3 separate regions of the Homo sapiens genome follow, and all the other regions are linked to region 3. The links are chromatin loops, found by intact Hi-C in ENCODE. Cell type or tissue: A673. All regions are shown on one strand. Region 1 overlaps SMIM15-AS1 (SMIM15 antisense RNA 1). Region 2 overlaps LINC03122 (long intergenic non-protein coding RNA 3122). Region 3 has its middle 82 kb from the start of LINC03123.

Region 1 (2,500 bases), 650 kb after region 3:
GGGTATCTCACCACTTTCAAAACATACTTCAACAGTTTGGCACTTTACTATGAGCTTCACAAATATCCAGGATTTAAATTATTTCATAATTCCTTCAAACATTCTCAGTTTTATTTGTAAGCAACAATGCTACATCGTGAAATCAATTATTTAAAACAATGTTCTAGGTATTGGGGTAACCGACCTCATATAGCTTACATTCTAGTGGAAAAAATAGACAGTGAACCAGTAAACAAGGTATCAGATTGAGGTAAAAGCTGTGGAGAAAAAAAATGTTATGGGGGTGGAGAAGCCTTTTGTAATAGGTAGCACTTCATTTGAAACCTCTAGGAAGGCAGTAGCCCTGCAAACATATGAAAAGAACGTTTTAAGCAATTTTTGGCTAATGAAAGTTTAACGAGTAATCTGCTATATATTTATATGCATTCCTTCCAAATTATATAACCTTGTACTGCTCCCTATTGAATTTTATTGTTCTTATTTTGAAGACTAATTCTATCCTTTTTTTTTTTTTTTTTGAGACGGAGTCTCACCCTGTCACCCAGGCTGAAGTGCAGTGGCGCGATCTCGGCTCACTGCAAGCTCCGCCTCCCGGGTTCAAGTGATTCTCCTGCCTCAGCCTCCTGAGTAGCTGGGACTACAGGCACCCACCACCACGCCTGGCTAATTTTTTGTGTTTTTAGTCCACGCCCGGCTAATTTTTTTGTATTTTTAGTAGAGACGGGGTTTCACCATGTTAGCCAGGATGGTCTCGATCTCCTGACCTCTTGATCCACCCACCTTAGCCTCCCAAAGTGCTGGGATTACAGGCGTGAGCCACCGCACCCGGCCTCTATCTTTTATAAGCTTTTCATTATCTCCTTTAATTGGTGTATTCCAAAGTTTGAGACGCATGCCTTCTAATTTAAACAAGCATTTCTTAATAATATTAACTAACAGTTTAGGAGGTGTTTCTGCCAAACAACATTTAATAATGGTTGGAAAAATACTAACTGAAACAACTTATAGGATAGGCCTAAATGAGTTTTCCAGAAAACAATTTGGTCACACTTTGCAGGGAAAATAGGCTGAAACAGGCAGAGTATGACCCATTCAGAAGATGAGGCTAATGGGACCATGAACCACCGATGGGTTGGTCTAATAGCAGTGAAAGAGCCCAACAGAGAATTGAGAGGTTTATAATGTCATGTATGTGGGATGAAGAAGCCGATCAACTGGCAAGGTTGGAGAAAACCTTCCCCAGCACATTGGCTCTCTGAGACATGCTGCCACCACCTGGGCAATAGGCAATTTTGAAGTTTGGGGGGATTTTAGTTATTATCTGTTAACAATTATAGAATCAAAAAACATACTTTCATATTATAAAATCAGCATTTTTTGTCAAGAAAAATGAAAGACAAAAAACGCTGATTTCATAGAATGAAAGCATGTTTTTTGATTCTACAATGGTTTTGTTTTTCGATTAAAAAAGAGCAGAGATTTTGGCCAGATATACTTAAAATTCCTGCTTTATTTTTAAAGTCTCTGGTTCCCTATCTGTAAAATTAGTATAAAAATACAATCCTGTGGTGTTGTTTAGTTTCAGGATTAGTGATAATAAGTGTGAAGCACCTAGCCCAGCACCTGGTACATACTAAGTACTCAATAAGTAACTTTTTTTTTTTTTTTGAGATGGAGTTTTGCTCTTGTTGCCCAGGCTGCCAGGCTGGAGTGCGGTGGCGCGATCTCGGCTCACGGCAACCTCTGCCTCCTGGGTTCAAGCAATTCTCCTGCCTCAGCCTCCCGGGCAGCTGAGATTACAGGCATGCGCCACCATGCCTGGCTAATTTTGTATTTTCAGTAGAGACGGGGTTTCTCCATGTTGGTCAGGCTGATCTCGAACTCCTGACCTCAGGTGATCCACCAGCCTCGGCCTCCCAAAGAGCTGGAATAAGTAGCTTTTTTTTTTTTTTGAGATGGAGTTTCGCTCTTGTTGCCTAGGCAGGAGTGCAATGGCATGATCTCTGTTTGCTGCAACCTCCACCTCCTGGGTTCAAACAATTCTCCTGCCTCAGCCTGCCAAGTAGCTGGGATTACAGGCATGTGCCACCACGCCCAGCTAATTTTTTAATTTTAGTGGAGACGGGTTTCACCAAGTTCATCAGGCTGGTCTCGAACTCCTGACCTCAGGTGATCCACCTGCTTCTGCTTCACAAAGGGCTGGGATTACAGGCATGAGCCAATGTGCCTGGCCACAATAAGTAGCTTTAAAAAAAATTATTCTTCTGTATAAACTTTCAAATATCACTAAAATCTGATTATGCTAAAAAAAAAAAAATCACTGCCTGGGCACAGTGGCTCAGGCCTGTAATCCCAGCACTTTGGGAGGCTGAGGCGGGCAAATCACCCGACATCAGGAGTTTGAGACCAGCCTGTCCAATATGGTAAAAACCCATCCCTACAAAAAATACAAAAATTAGCTGGGCATGATGGTGCACGCCTGTAGTCCCAACTACTCGGG
Region 2 (2,500 bases), 140 kb after region 3:
CATCTGGTGACATCTTTGTCCTTTCTGGGGTGTCTGCTTTTCATTTCAAATCACATCTAAAGATACATCCTCTCTTTTACCTCTAACCCTTAATTTCATTCTCTCTGCCTAACTGCATTTTCTATTGTGTGCAACTTGCTGCATGATTTAACTATATTATAACCATGTAACTATGTTATTGCACTGTTATTTCATTGTGTACCAGTAACCAAATTCAGTAACTATATTTGTTCTGCTGAGGAGTTTTGTAGGAAGCATATCTGAAGGGCACCAGGCAATGAAGTAAAGTCTATTACCACCTTATCACCATCAGGAAAATGATCTGTTTGTTTGCCGTTCACTGAAGTACATAGCTAAAGAAATTGAAAGAGAGTTTAGGCAGTGTCTGAGTGAAGTCCAGATATGGAGACAGACGGATACCCTGAATACTAGGCTGTGGTTCAAGATCCAAAAAATGGCTATGACACTGTGCAGAAGAGAAGTTTCCAAATGATGTTATAGACAGGGAAGAAGAGCTTGGAGAGACAGACCTTATACTGTAATTCAGAGCTTCTGTTACTACCTGGCTTACACTGTCCCTACTATCCATTTAAAGCCAAGCCAAAGATAAGCTTGCTGTTAAATACAAATCCCAACTGAAATTTTCCTAAGGCCAAAGGCTTCATCATATCCCGTGATTATGGATATAAATGAAGAAACCTGGTGCTTGCCTATTGGATTGTTCATGCCATTTTGAGGTCAACCCCTGAATGCTGAACTTTGGTTTTCTAAGGCCCCTGTGCATTAAATAATCTATACAACAAGCAGGACTTTAAATCCAATCCTTTTCTTCCTAATAGGATGGGATTTTGTGCACATGTATATACTAATAGCTAAAAAATCAAACAGTTGTCACTGATCAAAACAACAATAATTTGTCCTGTGGGGAAAAAAAGAGTGTGAGAGAGAGAAAGAATAGAAAAGAAAGAAAGAAAAAGGAACTGTCCAGCCCTGGAGACTAGAGCTATTTTGATCGCACAAGAACATAATCAGAGTCAGGAACACAGTGGAGGAAATATTCCCAAAGGAAATCAAGATTAAGATGCACACTTCGGCCTCTTCCTACAAGCACCAACCTCCCAAGCCCACAGGTCATTTTGTTTGACAATGTCACATCGATTTACATTTCACAATGCACTTTTAACTTTAGAATGTTAATGTGCTGGCTGGAATTAGCTGTATCTTTAGAGAAGAGTCTGATCTTGACCATGTTCTCCTTTAGAGAGACTTCCTAGTTGGTTTGTTATTTTGGTAAATGAGAACCCAGGAAGAAATTAAATCAATTTTATAGATACGTGTGTGTGTGTGTGTGTGTGTGTGTGATGAAAGTGTCCCTGCAGGACAGACACTGGGAAACTGTGCTTTGAAGAGAACAAAGCCTTTCGGGAAAAGGGTTCCATGTTCAAAAGAAAATGAGGAAATATGACTTCTAGCCCAGATATTGCCAGGCCCACTTCCATCCTTGGTTTTGCTCCATGTTGGAGCTCAGGATTCTGGATGTATTTCCTCTGAGTGCCCTGTTGGTGGCGGAGGGCAGGGTGGGGTAGAGCAAGGCATAGCCTTCCATGCGGGGAATCTGTGCTGTCTCAGGGCTTTCCTCCAGAGGCAGTCCAGAGAGAGATATGCCAGCGTCATAAACCCTGCTTCCTCCTTCCTTCTGTGCCACCCATTTTCCTAGTCCCACTACTTCACAAGTAAATAACCATCTTCATTGGAAGTAACCTTCTTCCCTAGAGAGGTGAAGTGACTGGTCTATGGTCACACAGCTATTAAGAGCCTCTGACAGAAAGAAATCCAGCCTCTTCAGTTTCAGGTCATTGCATGTTCTTTCCTCCTACCTTGTAAGCAGCTTCAGTCTTTGATGTGGGCCCTGTGTCCTGGGCCACAGGACAGACTTAGGGCTCAAACCTCCCTGGGCCTCACCTGGCACTTCCCTGCCAAGGTTGCATCCTGCCTCTCTCTGAAGAGTCACCCTCTAGCCTAGTCATTGTGGAACCTACTCCTCAGTCCCAACATCACCACAAACACCCACTGTCCCTACAAGGGACAGGAGGGCTGAGATTTAGGGACCCAAGTTTAGATGCAAATTAGAATCTTTTTAATGTTATGAGAATGATGGTGAAAAATCCTGAGGACAAGAGTTATATTTAGTCTGCAAATATGTATTGAGAAGAATCCCCCAAAAAGTTACTATTAAAGAATAATGATAAAGATTCATGCACTTTAGTTGGGGGCAGAGTTTAGGGGTGGCATTATGAAAAGCTGTGGGAGTTTTGAAGCAGCCTTTACTCAAGAGATGGTTGTGTGCTGAGGGAGAGAAGATTTGGAGCTATTACTCACAATGCACCAGCAGAAGATTCCAAGTTGGAGAGCCTAGGCAGAGAAGTTCCATGGGGTGTGGGAAGGTGGGGGTATGGTAAGAGGCAGCATAAGAATGGCTGAGCTGAGGCTGGGCATGGTG
Region 3 (2,500 bases):
GGCAATTATGAATAAAGCTGTTATAAACATTCACGTGCAGTTTTTTATGTGGACATAAGTTTTCAACTCATTTGGATAAAACTCCAGGAGCATGTTTGCTGGATTGCATGGTAAGGCTGTGTTTAGCTTTGTGAGAAACTGCCAAACTGTTTTCCAAGGTGGCTATACCATTTCGAATTCCCAACAGCACTGAATGAGAGTTCCTGTTGCTTCACATTCTTGTCAGCGTTTAGTGCTGTCAACATTTTGGATTTTAGCCCTCCTGATAGATGTGCAGTGATATCTCATTGATATCGCTGCACATTTTAATTTACATTTTTCTAATGACACTGAGCACCTTTTCATATGCTTGCTTGCCATCTACTTTGGTGAGGTGTCTTCAGATCTTTTGCCTACCTTTTAATTATGTTGTTCATTTTCTCATTGTTTAGTTTTAAGAATTATTTGTATATTTTGAATACAAGTCCCTTATCTTGGTTTTGCAAATATTTTCTCCCAGTATGTAATTTGTCTTTATCTCATTACTTTTAATCTGCAGCTCTCTTAATATGAGTGAGGTTTATGAGCATCTTTTCAGATATTAAGGGCCATGTATATTTCTCTTTCTGTGCACTATGTATCCCTTGGTCTTTTCATACTAATGACTAGGTAAACCTAACAAAATTTAACCATTATTTGAGAATTGAGTCATTAATGTGAACATAGATTGCTACATTATACCACAATTGTCCAAACTGCTTTGCTCCTTTGAGATCTTGTATCTCTTTTTTCATAGTTCCCTTTTCTCTCCCCAGGGTTTAGGATATACACCATCCTTTCTTGGTTCTCTTAAGCGTTTGTCTTTCAAAGCCTCTGCCTTCTTCTTGTAATTTGATGCCTTTGATACTAAGGGTTTCTGATACTAAAACAGTAAAATTTGCTATAATAGACTGGAAATTTGACTGATTCATGAGTCAAATTCATAGACCACAGCACATATACTTTACACATCTATTTGGTCACTCAGGAGCCTTTATTTTCTGGTCCTTGACCTTCTTCAGAATATTCAGAGTGGTCTAGCCAATGAATTTTTACTTCTAGTATTCCTGCTAGAACATTTGAGGTTAATCATAGGCTGGAAGCCCTAGTTGTGAGTAGAGCCCAGGGCCGACATGTTACTGTAAATATAAACATAATTGCCTTAAATACAGGAAAATTTGCTCCCTCATTATGGAGTAGCAATATGAACTCTTATTTCTGGAAAACTTTAAACAAATGATTTTCCAATGGTATTTTCACGTGGAGTGCTTGCAATGCATGAGCTTTTCTGCGTGGCCTTGGAACTGCAGTTTCCCGTGTGTTACATGGGAAGGAACTCCGCTGCCCTGATAGCCCGGCTGCATCCCATAGATGGCAGTAAACACACTTTTTAGCACTTTCCTTCATCTTCATTGGAATCAGGCTCCTTCAGGGAAAGAAAATGAATGCAGAAACTGTGGAGTAATAATTAGCAAACAGACTCTAGTCATTTGAAAAATTGGCAAGAAGCCTTATTAAAGGAGGTAATAATAGTCATATTTTGCACTTCTAATAGGGCCTTTTATCTCTAGGCTTCCAAGAGCCTGTCTGAGTCATGTAAAGAAAAAAAAAATACCCTGAGCTGGGTCAGAAGTCAGGAAATGTTGGCTCTGTTTGACATTCTGTGCAGCTCTCTCATTTCAAAGTGAAGGTAGAGTGTCTCTGTCGAATTTAAATTCAAGGAATTTATGCAGGTTAGAAAAGAAAAGGCAAGCAAGGCACTGTGAGATAAACATACATTCCTAGGTTAACACAGAAAACATGCTTTTCTCAAAGTTGTTTTCCTGTGGAAATAACAATAGAGCTTTAAGTACTCTGCCTCCTATAAACACATGGACAACCTTATTATTCACCGTGCGCTAGACAAATTGAGAAAGCATTTTTATATCCTCTGTCGTGTATCAAGGCGTAATTATCAGCACATCCTTGTATTTATTCCTGTGAGGCTGGAATGCATACCGCTGCAGATAGATATCAGCCCTGCAAACTCGGTATCATTCATTCTTTATCTCTGGCGGTGGTGATAGCAGAAGAAAACGACTCCTAACACATATACACGGTAAATGCCTTAAATCTACAAGATATGGCTGTCCTCCTTGTCCTGCATGGAAACTGCGTCTTCAATTTCCCACAGAAACTCCAGATCTATTGAAATCTTGGAACATTAAAATTCTCCTTCATTGTTGCCAAGGTTTAGTAACTTGACAACCAGAAGACAGACACCCTGGCTGTTTGAGGGAACGTAGGCTTAAAAATAAGAACAGCTTTTCCTAGTGCATGAAAATTCACCTGGGGCTTCATAGGATGAATATTTTATAATAACTGCTCTCTTTTTGGCTGTGTGACTTTTACATTGGGTAAGTTAATTAACCTCTCTGAGCATCAATTTCCTCATTGTCATAATTCCTACCTCACAAAAGTTGGTTTAAGGATTAAATAAAAT

What was found. Hi-C counts contacts between places; a loop is a spot of excess contacts. Peaks named below come from ENCODE experiments on the same cell type or tissue, not always from the same donor. Only the 100,000 strongest peaks of a DNase experiment are listed, where the experiment ranks them.
Region 1: a loop joins it to region 3, with 2.7 times the contacts of the local background. A loop is called at or near these places in 10 of 110 quality-filtered maps.
Region 2: a loop joins it to region 3, with 4 times the contacts of the local background. A loop is called at or near these places in 11 of 110 quality-filtered maps.

Annotation. Positions count from the first base shown.
Region 1 is chr5:61,166,388-61,168,887 of GRCh38, reverse strand. The region is part of intron 1 of SMIM15-AS1 (SMIM15 antisense RNA 1); the gene reads right to left. Among named protein-coding and RNA genes, the nearest start is that of SMIM15, 5.2 kb to the right of the region's middle. In A673, a CTCF peak has its summit at 1,278 (motif pointing left); a DNase peak (open chromatin) is centred at 1,217.
Region 2 is chr5:61,678,250-61,680,749 of GRCh38, reverse strand. All of the region lies in intron 1 of LINC03122 (long intergenic non-protein coding RNA 3122), which reads right to left. All of the region lies in intron 5 of LINC03152 (long intergenic non-protein coding RNA 3152), which reads left to right. Among named protein-coding and RNA genes, the nearest start is that of LINC03152, 19 kb to the left of the region's middle. In A673, a CTCF peak has its summit at 1,549; a DNase peak (open chromatin) is centred at 1,579; H3K27ac peaks cover 372 bases.
Region 3 is chr5:61,816,814-61,819,313 of GRCh38, reverse strand. No RefSeq gene overlaps it. Among named protein-coding and RNA genes, the nearest start is that of LINC03123, 82 kb to the right of the region's middle. In A673, CTCF peaks have their summits at 1,183 and 1,386; a DNase peak (open chromatin) is centred at 1,383; H3K27ac peaks cover 1,577 bases.